Linked DNA regions of Homo sapiens: region 2 is linked to region 1. A link is a contact called in ENCODE Hi-C data. All regions are on one chromosome and are shown on one strand. Each heading gives the region's core, a stretch centred on a gene start or an enhancer-like site at or near the end of the contact. The rest is flanking DNA. Distances are from core to core; before and after follow the strand shown. Region 1 overlaps GALC (galactosylceramidase). Region 2 overlaps EML5 (EMAP like 5).

Region 1 (6,235 bases), core at 342-2,841:
TTAAAGACTTTTTTACAATATAATATTTACTGAATGTGTATTGTATGTTCCTAGTCAAATACAAAGGTCAATGGCGTTTCAACTGGATCAAATTTTGAATTCGTAGCTAAACTGTAGAGACATATATGGCATACAGATTAATTTTTTGTTATAACTGTTTTCCAACTAAAATACATCAAATAAAAAGCAAAAGTAAGGATGTTTTCACTGAAAAGACATCTCATCTAAATATAACTTTCGTTCTCATGTAAGAAGTAAAAAATATATATATATATGTATGGGTGTGTGTATATATAGTATATATAGATATCAAATACACACTAAGGTCAGCTAAATATATGTAACATAGTTCTCACATTGCCATCACTGTTTACTAAATAGTCACAACTATGGGCTGGGATCAAAAGAAGTATGAGACATAATCCCTACTTTAAGAGATTCCACAGTCACAGAATACTTATAGTACACAGTTCTATTTCAGGCTTTGCAGACCATTAAAAAATTACTTTCATAATCAGAGATTTCAATATCCATCTCTTAGTAATTGATAGTACAACTAGATGGACAATCAGCAAGGATATAAGAGATTTGAACAACACTACCAAACAACATGCCATCTATAAATGCCTCCATCTAGCAACAGCAGGATGCACATTCTTTTCAAGCGCACATGGAACACTGACCAAACTACACCATACTCTGATCCATAAAGCAAGTCCTCATAAATACAGGAAGATTCAAGTCACACAAAGTACTTTTTTAACCACTATAGAATTAAATCAGAAATGAATAACTGAAAACCTTCTGGAAAAGTCAAAAATATTTACAAACTATCAAATTTCTAAATAATCAATAGATCAAAGGAAAAATAAAAAGAGAAATTAGAATTTTCAGCTTTATGAAAATGAAAACACAACATATCACAATTTGTGGTATGCCACTAAAGCAATACTTAGGAGGACATTTACAGCACTAAATACCTAGATTAGAAACCAAGAAAGGATTTGAGAGTTCAGCTTCTGTCTTGAGATACTAGAAAAATAGGAGCAAATTTTAAAAGATTACAAATTGGGTTCAATGTATACTGCTCGGGGATGGGTGAACCAAAATCTCACAAATCACCACTAAAGAACTTATGTAACCAAATACCACTTGTTCCCCAAAAAACTGTGGAAATAAAATTTTTTTAAAAAGTAAAAATAAAAATAAAGAAAAAACCAAAATAGGCAAAGAAAATAATAATGAGCAAAGAAGAATTAAACAAAAACAAATTTAAAAACCACAAGAAAATAATAAAACCAAAAGCTGATTCTTCGAGAAGATCAATACAGTTGAAAAACTTCTAGCCAGACTAATAAAAAATCAGGTTAAGAGAAAACATACACTTCAACAATAAGAAAGGTGACATTACTAGAGATTAGAGATTTACCTAGGGGGAGAGGCAAGGCATGAAATAGCTTCAAACCTTTTCTTAAAGGAATTGATATTTGACACAGAGCATAGAGAGGTTTAAGACTAATGTTGTTCTAAAAAATAATGGAGGTTTTGGTGAAAAGAAAAAAGAAACCAGTGGCTTCACTATAGGCATAAGCTAAACCACAACCCTGCCTAATATCCTGTTGAGAACCACCCAGCCTAGTATCCTGTTGCTCCACTAAAAATGACAGTATCACAACACACAGTTTCTTTAATGTCCGTTGCTGACCCCCGGAAAAAAATTCAGCTTTTATACAGTCAACATTCTTTATATCTGAAGGATGAAAAACAGCACAAAAATCTTGAAAACTATGAAGTCCCAGAATCTATTGGTCTCCAGATCTTAGTGGTCATTTCTTACTTAGCAAACTGTATGAATAGACATGTTCATGTGAAAGATTACTTTGTACATTCTGTTTCTGAAACACAGAATATAGAATCCCAGAAGATTCACTCCTCTAGACTGAGTGAGGTAACGAGCTCTAATATGCAAATATGTGGATTTGAAAGCATAGTTCTGCATTTAACTGAAAAGTATCAAAAGCTTCTCAGTGAAAATAAAATTATAGATGAACAGCCTAAACATCAGTCAGATATCTGTGGTCAGAACTTTCACTCAAATTTGTTTCAGTTAGACCACAAATGTGCAGCTATGTTGGATTTGGTTTGTAGTACTAAACAAATTAATATAGGGCCTGAAGTGGTACAAAGAGAGTGTGTGCCAACAGAATATCATGAAATACAAAACCAGTGTTTGGGATTATTTTCCTTGAACACAGTAGATAAGCCAAGGTCTGAAGTCTGAAGCAGCAGTTAGGAAGGTCTCAGACCTTAAAATGTCAACTGATACGGAATTTCTCTGTATAATTACCTCCAGCCAGGTTGCTTTTTTAGCTCAAAAGAAAGATAAAGGGCGGAGTCCTATAAATAAAGGGAATGTAAACATGGAGACTGAACCAAAGGCAAGTTACGGGAAGATAAGAATATCTGAAGAGAATTCCATTCAACTTGATGATTTTACAGAAGCATATGAAAGTGGACAAAACCAAGCATATTCTCTTGAACATTTTAGTCCTGTTTTTCCTAAAACAGAAAATAGCCACATTCACATAAACTCTGACAAAGGTCCTGAAGAAAATACAGGATCTCAAGAACTTTTCAGTTCTGAAGATGAACTGCCACCAAATGAGATACGTATTGAGTTGTGTAGCTCAGGAATACTGTGTTCCCAACTAAACACCTTCCACAAAAGTGCTATTAAAAGAAGCTGCACCTCTGAAGATAAAGTGGGCCAGTCTGAAGCTCTATCTAGAGTCCTTCAAGTAGCTAAGAAAATGAAGTTGATTTCTAATGCAGGAGATTCTGTTGTAGAAATGGATCAGAGGAATGTGTCTGAATTTAAGGGTATTAAAAAAAGTCATTAATAAAAAACTGTGATTCTAAAAGCCAGAAGTATGATTGTTTAGTCATGGTGCTATCTCCATGTCATGTGAAGGAAATAAACATAAAATTCGGACCAAATTCTGGCTCTAAAGTGCCTTTAGCAACAGTTACAGTAATTGATCAATCAGAAACTAAGAAGGTTTTTCTGTAGAGGACTGCAGCATTTTGGGCATATACAGTGTTTCTTGGAGATATAATTTTACTCGCAGATGTTGTTATTCATGAGGACCAATGGGTTGGCGAGACAGTACTACAATCAACATTTAGCAGTCAGTTATTAAATCTTGGGAGTTATTCATCTATTCAGCCTGAAGAATATTCCAGTGTAGTTAGTGATGTTGTACTTCAAGACCTACTGGCACAGGTGTCCTCAAAACATTCCTACCTCAGAGATCTTCCTCCGAGGCAGCCTCAGAGGGTGAACAGTATAGACTTTATAGAATTGGAGCACCTTCAGCCTGATGTATTAGTCCACACAATACTAAGAGTTGTTGATTTCACTATACTGACAGAGGCAGTATACAGTTATAGAGGACAGAAGCAGAAAAAGTTATGTTAACAGTGGAACAGGCCCAAGATCAACATTATGTGCTTGTATTATGGAGTCCTGGAGCAGCCTGGTACCCTCAACTGCAAAGGAAAAAAGGTTATATTTGGGAATTTAAATATCTTTTTGTTCAGCGCAATTACACACTAGAAAACCTAAAATCGCATACAATGCCTTGGTCATCCTGTGAGTGCTTGTTTGATGATGATGTAAGGGCAATTACATTTAAAGCAAAATTTCAAAAAAGTGCACCTTCCTTTTGGAAGATATCAGACTTAGCAACCCACCTAGAGGATAAATGTTCAGGAGTGGTTCTAATTAAAGCCCAGATTTCAGAGCTGTCATTTCCTATTACGGCAGCTCAGAAGATAGCTCTAAATGCTCACAGTTCTCTGAAGAGTATTTCTTTTCTTCTCTTCCCAACATCATATATACTGGCTGCGCAAAATATGGATTGGAACTAGAAACAGATAAGAACAGGATCTACAAACAATGTTTTAGCTGCTTGCCATTTACTATGAAGAAAATATACTATAGGCCAGCTTTAATGACTGTAGTTGATGGAAGACATGATGTTTACATCCGTGTAGACTCAAAGCTGATAGAGAAGATTCTTCTCAACATTTTTGCAGACTGCCTCAACAGAGTGATAGTTACTTCCTCAGAGATCACCTATGGGATGGTCATGGCAGACCTGTTACACTCCTTGTCGGCAGTCAGCGCAGAACCTTGTGTATCAAAGATTCAGAGCCTTTTTGTGTTAGATGAAAGCAGCTATCCATTACAACAAGATTTCTCCCTCCTGGATTTTTATCCTGACACTGTAAAGCATGGAGCCGATGCCCTTTTCTGAGGCCAGAGGAAGAAATGGCAGGCATTTCAAGGAAGAAGTACTGAAATGATTTGTCTTTTGAAGTAAATAAACGATAGGGTTTTTGCTTTGGATTTTTTATTAAATACATTTTACAAAGAGAATTTCAATTAAAACTTTTTTCTAAGAAAATCCTGTGAGGTTTAAAAAGATTATTTTTGTTTTTTGGTTTCTTCCTTTCTTCTGGAGAAATGATCTACCAGTCAAGGCAATATGTAGCAGATCCCTGGGAATTAAAGGTTTGCCCATTTGTTCACTGTATTTAGTCCCTGCTACGTTCCAGGCATTGTACTAAGTATGAGGAACCACAGGGAAGACATTCCCTCAGAAACTGCTGCAGTGCTTTTACTTATCCCTACCTAAAAACCGTCAATGTGAAATCATTTCCTTGATTACAACTATACATGATAATGGATTAGTTTATATAAACCTCTGTTTAGACAAGTTCAAGACAAGCGTGTCTTTCTATAAAAAGCATTGAAAACGAAGGAAATGAGATCATGTTTCAATTTATTAAAGCGGGGAAGAGCGTTCTGTGGTTAGTTCGTGTCTAGGATTTGAGTGCCTTACTGAATGTATTTAGCAAACATGTAGCAATCTGTTCTCTCACTGTGATTGTAGAAGAAGCTCATGTAAAATGATAGTCATTAATGAGGAAGTATAGAGTGGTACTTATTCTGTAAGTTCAGAGTATGCCGAGTATTAATAGATTATCATACTGCCTGAAAATAAATTTATGATGAAATGAAAAAAAAAAGTGACAGTTTAAAAAAAAAAATCTCCTGTGGTCAGAAGAAAACTAAAACACTAACTTCAAACCACCCCTGAAAATGAGCTGGAATTTAATTGGATCAGTCTTTGGAACAATTTAAGTCCCCAGGGCATTGTTTAAAACAATACAGAAATCCACCAGCAATTAGTGTAACTTACAGTGAGGTGTGATCAAGGAACCAGACAGAGTCCTGGAAAAACAAATCCCAGGGTGACTGTGGATATGCCCAAAACCACATTCTCCAAGGAGCAACATTTCAGGCTTTACAGTGTGTGGAGGGGAAGAAGGAGGGAACAGAGTTAACTAAAATACTCCAGCAAATCACTAAGTAAATAAATAAACAACAACAAGCCTCAAGGGGGAGAGGATCAATGCCCAGAGTTGATAGCATATATTATATACGAGTTGCTACCATATATTATATATAAGGTCCAGTTTCCAACAACACACACAAAAAATGAGACATTCAAAGAAATAGGCATTATTTCATTCTTTCTATGCTGAAGAGTATTTCATGATGTGTGTGTGTATATGTATATACATACACCATATATATATACACGCACCATATATATATATATACACACACACCATATATATACACACACACACACACACACACACACACCATATATATATGGTATATATATATTTCCTTTATCCACTCATCAGTTGATGGGCACTTAGGTTGATTCCATATGTTTCAATTGTGAATTGTGCTACATAAACATATGTGTGCAGGTGACTTTCTGATACAGTGACTTCTTTTCTTTTGGGTAGATATCCAGTAGTAGGATTGCAGGAATGAATGGCAGATCAATCAATTTAGTTCTTTGATAAATCTCCACATTGTTTTCCATATAGGTTGTACTAACTTCATTCTCACCAGCAGTGGATAAGCATTCTCTTTTCACCACATGTATGCCAACATCTATTGTTTTTTGATGTTTCTTAATGGCCATTCTGGCTGGAGTAAGGTGGTATCTCGTTGTGGTTCTAATTTGCATTTCTCTGATGATTAGTGATGTTGAGCATTTTTTTTAACTGTTTTTCTGGCTATAGACATATCTTCTTTTAAGAAATGTCTATTCATGTCACCTGCCACTTTTTAATGGGATTTGTGTTT
Region 2 (6,235 bases), core at 1,348-3,847, 720 kb after region 1:
GAAAATCGAATATCTGAAATCATATCTTTTCTGTGATGAAAAGACACAAGATCCTCTAGAGTATCCGCATTTGCCATTAAGAAGCTTCCATCGTTGAGACCTACGGCTAAAGCTTTACCATCAGGAGAAAAACAGCAACACCTCCCACCTGAAAGAGAAAGAGCATATTAGGCAATTTTCCCTTTTTTCTAATTTAAAGTATGGGCCAGGTGTGGTGGCTCATGCCTATAATCCAAGCACTCTGGGGAGCTGAGGCAGGAGGACTGCCCGCGGCCAGGAGGTTAAGACCAGCCCGGGCAACATAGCAAGACCCCATCTCTGCCAGTAGGCAGAGTAGGGGAAGGGGCAAGGGGCAAAGGAGAAGGGGCGAGGGGGAAGAGAGAAGAGGGAAGGGAAGACAGGTAAGTAAGTAAATAAATAGACAGGCATGGTGGCACACACCTGTAGTCCCATTTACTTAGGAAGCTGAGGCGGGAGGACTGTTTGAGCCCAGGAGGTTGAGGGTGCAGTGAGCTATGATTGCACCACTGCACTCCAGCCTGGGTTACAGAGTGAGACCTTGCCTCAAAAAAAAAAAAAATATTTGCTAAAAAGGTTGCCTCTTTATTATGGCTTCAAATCAATATTAAAAAGGAGTCGAGATACAGATTAAGTTTTCTATAGAAGTCAATGGTATGGAATTCTAAGCAGGAATGAAACTCACTTCTGAATACAACAAAAGCAAGTATGGATATTTACCTTAAAAGAAATTAAGTTGATGAAAAAGAATGAGAGATTTTAATTAACATAAAAAGCCAATGATATATGTGGAAGTTTTGCAGAGTAGGTTTTACCTTTGTAGCTTCTTTCCAAAAAAACAGAAATTTAAGAAATAAGTCATCTTTATAAAAGTAATTTTTTTTGAGATGGAATTTCTCTCTTGTTGCCCAGGGTGGAGTGCAATGGCATGATCTCAGCTCACTGCAACCTCCGCCTCCTGGGTTCAAGTGATTCTCCTGCCTCAGGCTCCCAAGTAGCTGGGATTACAGGCATGTGCCACCAGGCCTGGCTACTTTTGTATTTTTAGTAGAGATGGGGTTTCACCATGTTGGTCAGGCTGGTCCTGAACTCCTGACCTCAGGTGAACCACCTGCCTCAGACTCTCAAAGTGCTGGGATTACAGGCATGAGCCACAGCACCTGGCCTATGAAACTAAAATATTTTTAAAAATCTAATAGGCCATTATTAAAGGTAGGAAGATACATCTGTATATATACGTTTCAGAACCATATATGAAATGATATTTTTATTATTAATGATAAATTAATATCGTTCATTAATGTCATTAATGATGTTAACATTCGTAAAAATAAGGGTTAGTGCTGCATTGATAAACACAAAAAAGGGCTTACCCTAACAGCAAGGGTTGCAGCAAACATATTCAAAAGCCCTAAGGATTTTGGTATCTTGTATGAAATCTGATGAGGAAAGGACAGGGTATATACAGAATGAAAAGTTATAGCATAAGTTGAGAACAAGTAGTCATTTAATTATCAAGCATACATTGGAAATGAAGAAATCTAAGATGTGATTTCTCAGATTTGAGAGTCAAGAGATGATGATGACCTGGAGCTGGGTGGCAGCAGTGGAGGTGATAAGAGGAAGGATTTGGATATATTTCAAAGATAGAGCTGGCAGAACTTTGACCAACTGGATGTGGGGTGAAAGGCGTCAAGGGCATGGTTTTGCTTGAGTGGTGATGCCATTTACTGAGATGGGATAAACTAGAGGAGGAACCACCAGTGCTTAGTTCTGTACAAATTAAGTTAAAGATGCCTATGAGAAGTTCAAGTGAAGACATGAAGGAGACAATTTAATATATGAATCCTTTTCAGGAGCTGCATATAATGTTTGTTATATGTATATCTTTATTTGTGTATATTAACTATTTGACTTTTCTCTCCTTTTTCTCCTTCATATTTTATACAAGTTTGTTGGAGGTTAACTTTACAATTTTGTGTTAAAAGAATATTCCTTGTGTTAAAAGAATATAAGACCGTGACTAAATTTGAGAATAGCGTAGGTCTTCTCTCTTTAGGGGTGAGAACTACTTCACTTGTACCAAGGGTAGCTGCATCTCTTTGGGTAGAAACATAAGGTTAGTTCTGTGATTGTACTGAAGTTCAAATGTGTGTATAAAGGTTCATGTGGATCCTGACTAGCCAGAGGGGAAGACTGTGCTGGTTATTAATTTATTGCCTCTCAGTTCCAAATCTGCCACTTTGGGCCTCACAGACTTTTTTGCTAGCTTGCCAGTAGAGGGAGCTGGAGAGACACTACAAGGCCAAAACAGAAGTGACTCCCTTCCTCCAGTGTGCTGTTTTACTAACAGAGCCCGGGCACTGGCATGAAGGGGGCCTGATGGCATTCACCAGAGTGGCAGCCCCAACTGCCTCTTTCAGCAAGTTTCTCCACCATCACTGTAATGGCTCTAACAATTTAGCTGCAATTTGCGGACTTCAGGAAGATTCTCTGGCAGGAGTCCTCACAGTTCAATGATTTTGCCCTAGGTTAAGCTCTTCAAGCAGTGGTTCTGACCATTCAGCTCTGGCCTGCTGCCTCTGGCAAGCTTCTCCTTCACCAAGTGACTACTCTCACTGTTCCACTGAGGGCTGCACCCTCTGGCAAGCTTTTTCGCCACAAGCTCACTGAATGTTCTGGTGGCAGCCACACCATTTCCAAACAGGTCTGAATCACCTTTAACTTGTTCACTCTCCCTTAGTACTAGGGTTGCTGCTTTCTATGGTGGCTACCTCTAAGGCTTTTTCAGTAGGTAATCACTTTTTGCTAGTTAGCAATTCTTTTTATTAAATTCCCACTGTTCAAATAAGCCTTGTAGTCTCATCTTCTGACTGGACAGTGACCGACTGAATCTAAAGTGTGAGTGTACATATGAAAAGAAAAGTCCGGGGAGAAGCGCTGGAGCAGTCCTAAATGCAGAGTGCAGGAAGAAGAGATAGCACTAGCAAAGGAAACAGAAAAAGGGAGTCAGTGAAGTAGAGAGAAGAAACAGACACGCACGGGTTCCAGAGACAAGTGAATAAAGTATTTCAGAAAAAAAAAAGGGAATGATAAATTGTGTCACAAACTGCTGTGAGGTGAATACACTGAGAACCAGGAAGTGATCAACAGATTGGCAGCAGGTTAAATGGACAAGTAGGGAAAAAAGCCTAATTGGAGTGGGTTATGGAGCTACTGTCATGTGAACACACAGAGAAGGGCGCCTCAACTATTTTGAGGAGTTCTGCTACAAAAGAGGGAAGAGAAACAGAATAGTAGTGAGGTCAATTATCACAGTTCCCTGTTTTACTCAATGCTTATTCTGCTGGTTGGGTGCAGGCATAAAGCAGGTAGAAAGTTGAGTTTAAGGGAAGATTAATATAGTAAGTATCCTTTAAAATTCATAGCTGAGATCATTGAAAAATTAGAAACATTTTCTAGTTATCAAAATTAAAAGGGGAGCAGAAACCCAGAGCAAAAAAGCCACATTTGGAAGGGGAGGGGCCAAGAAAGCCAACTAGAAACAGCTGTGGTCAGAGGCTCCCACCAAGAAGACCGAAAACGGCAAGTGAATCCTGCACCAGCAACTGAGGTATCCAGGTTCTCTCATTGGGACTGACAAGGTGGTTGGCATGACCCATGGAGAGTGAGGAAAAGCAGGGTGGAGTGACAGCCCACCTGGGAGCTGCACAGGACAAGGGGAGCTCCTACTCCCAGCCAAGAGAGGCAGTGAGTGATTGTGCTATCCTGCCCGGGAAACCACACTTTTTCCATGGATCTGTGCAACTGGTGGATCAGGAGATCCCCTCCGTGAGCCCATGCCACCAGTTCCTTGAGTCCCAAGCATAGAGCTGCACAGATTCTCAGTGGCCACTTAGCTACAGACTGCCGAAGACTACCAAGTTCCTGGGGGAAGGGACGGCTGTCATCACTTTGGCTGTCTGCTGCCTCAGATGACTGAGCTCCCTGGGCGAGGGGCAGCAGACATCACTGCAGCTCCAGTCTGCCATTTCTCCTCTGATGGTGCCTGGGAAAATAGACAGTTTAGACCCAGGAGGAATTCACCACAGTGCAGCACAGAGGCTGTGGCAGATGGTGGCCAGACTGCCTCTTTAGGTCGGACCCTGACCATAACCCCTCACTGTGCGGGGCCTCCCTGCAGGAATTTCAGCAACTCCAGCCAGAGGTTTGTGGACAGAACTCTGATCTCCCAGGGACTGAGCTCCTAGAGGGGAGGGGCATCCGTGGTCTCCATGGATCAGCAGACTTAGTCTTTCCCTCTACCAGCTCTGAGGAATCTGGGCAGTCAGGACAAGTGGGATTTCCCCCAGTGTAATGCACCCCCTCTGCCAAGGGGTAGTCAGAGTGCTTCATTAAGTGGGTCCTGGATCCTGTACCTCCTGACTGGGTGAGACCACCCCAACAGGGGTTGCTAGACACCTTATACAGGGGCGTTTCCACTGGTATCAGTTCAGTGACCCTCTGGGACAGAGATCCCAGGGAAAGGAGCAGGCAGCTACCTTTACTGTTTTGCAGCCTCCACTGGTGATACCTCGAGGTGTGGGAGGGACCCAGGCAAAGAAGGTCTGGAGTGGACCTCCAGCAAACCTCAGCTGGAAGAGGAAGAGGGGTCTGACTGTTAAAAGAAAAACAGGCCAGGCATAGTGGCTCATGCCTGTAATCCCAGCACTTTTGGGAGGCCGAGGCAGGTGGATCATGTGGTCAGGGGTTCAAGACCAGCCTGACCAAGATGGTGAAACCCCATCTCTACTAAAAAAAAAACAAAAAAAATTAGCTGGGTGTGGTAGCAGGTGCCTGTAATCCCAGCTACTTGGGAGGCTGAGGCAGAGAATTGCTTGAACCCAGGAAGTGGAGGTTGCAGTGGGCCAAGATCATGCCACTGCACTCCAGCCTGGGTGATAGAGCAGGACTCCATCTCAAAAAAAAAAAAAAAAAGGAGAAAAAAGAAAAACAAACACCAACAACAAAAGCATCAACAAAAAAAGTCCCTGCAAAAACCCCATCCAAAGTTCAGCAGCCTCAAAGACTGAAGCTAGATAAACTCACAAAGATGAGACAGAATCAAAGAAAAAAAATGCTGCAAACTCAAAAAGCCAGAGTGCCTCTTCTCCTCCAAATTAACACAACACCTCTCCAGCAAGGGCACAGAACTGGGCAAAGGCTGAGATGGATGAATTGACAGAAGTAGGCTTCAGAAGGTGGGTAATAATGAATTTTGCTGAGCTAAAGGAACAAGTTCTAACCCAATGCAAAGAAGCTAAGAGCCATGATAAAACATTACAGGAGCTGTTAACCAGAATAACCAGTTTAGAGAAGAACACAAATGACCTGAAGGAGCTGAAAAACACAACCAAGAATGTTACAATGCAACCACAAGTATCAATAACTGAATAGACCAAGCACAGGGAAGAATTTCAGAGCTTGAAGACTATCTTGCTGAAATAAGATACACTACAAGATTAGAGAAAAAAAAAAAGGATGAAAAGGAATGAGCAAAACCTCTGAGAACTATGGGATTATGTAGAAAGACTGAACCTATGACTGACTGGGGTACCTGAACAGAACAAAGTTGTAAAACGTACTTCAGGATATCATCCAGGAGAACTTCCCCAACCTAACAAGACAGGCCAAAATTCAAATTCAGGCAATCCAGAGAACCCCAGTAAGATACTCCATGAGAAGATCAACCCCATGATACATAATCATCAGATTCTCCAAGGTCAAAATGAAGGAAAAAAATGTTAAGGGCAGTCAGAGATAAAGTCAGGTCACCTACAAAGGGGAGCCCATCAGACTAACAGCAGACCTCTCAGCAGAAGCCCTACAAGTCAGGAGACACTAGGGGCCAATATTCAACATTCTTAAAGAATTTCCAACTCAGAATTTCATATCCAGCCAAACTAAGCCTCATAAGTGAAGGAGAAATAAACTCCTTTTTAGACAAGCAAATGCTGAGGGAATTGGTCACCACCAGGCCTGCCTTGCAAGAGCTCCCGAAGGAAGCACTAAATATGGAAAGGAAAAAGTGTTACCAGCCACTGCAAAAACACACTGAAGTACGAAAATCAATGATACTACGAAGCAACTACATTAAGTGTGCAACATAACCAGCTAGCATCACGATGACAGGATCAAATTCACACATAACAATATTAACCTTAAATGTAAATTGGCT

The links. Hi-C counts contacts between places; a loop is a spot of excess contacts on that map. Pooled maps may share reads with other maps.
Region 2: a loop to region 1 is called in a pooled map, with 3 times the contacts of the local background. The contact joins two enhancer-like sites. A Hi-C loop is called at or near these places in 2 of 37 single-sample maps with no recorded cell type and 8 of 50 pooled maps.

The regions. Positions count from the first base shown.
Region 1 is chr14:87,950,885-87,957,119 of GRCh38, forward strand. All of the region lies in intron 10 of GALC (galactosylceramidase), which reads right to left. It also overlaps the pseudogene SHLD2P2. Among named protein-coding and RNA genes, the nearest start is that of GALC, 39 kb to the right of the region's middle. RefSeq lists an enhancer at 4,306-4,475. Within about 2 kb of position 1,592, at least 4 of the 41 ENCODE cell types and tissues checked have a DNase peak (open chromatin) inside an H3K27ac peak, as active enhancers do.
Region 2 is chr14:88,665,342-88,671,576 of GRCh38, forward strand. EML5 (EMAP like 5) reads right to left here. Exons shown (of 44, transcript NM_183387.3): 22 at 1-148. Among named protein-coding and RNA genes, the nearest start is that of ZC3H14, 110 kb to the left of the region's middle. RefSeq lists an enhancer at 3,054-3,233. Within about 2 kb of position 2,598, at least 6 of the 41 ENCODE cell types and tissues checked have a DNase peak (open chromatin) inside an H3K27ac peak, as active enhancers do.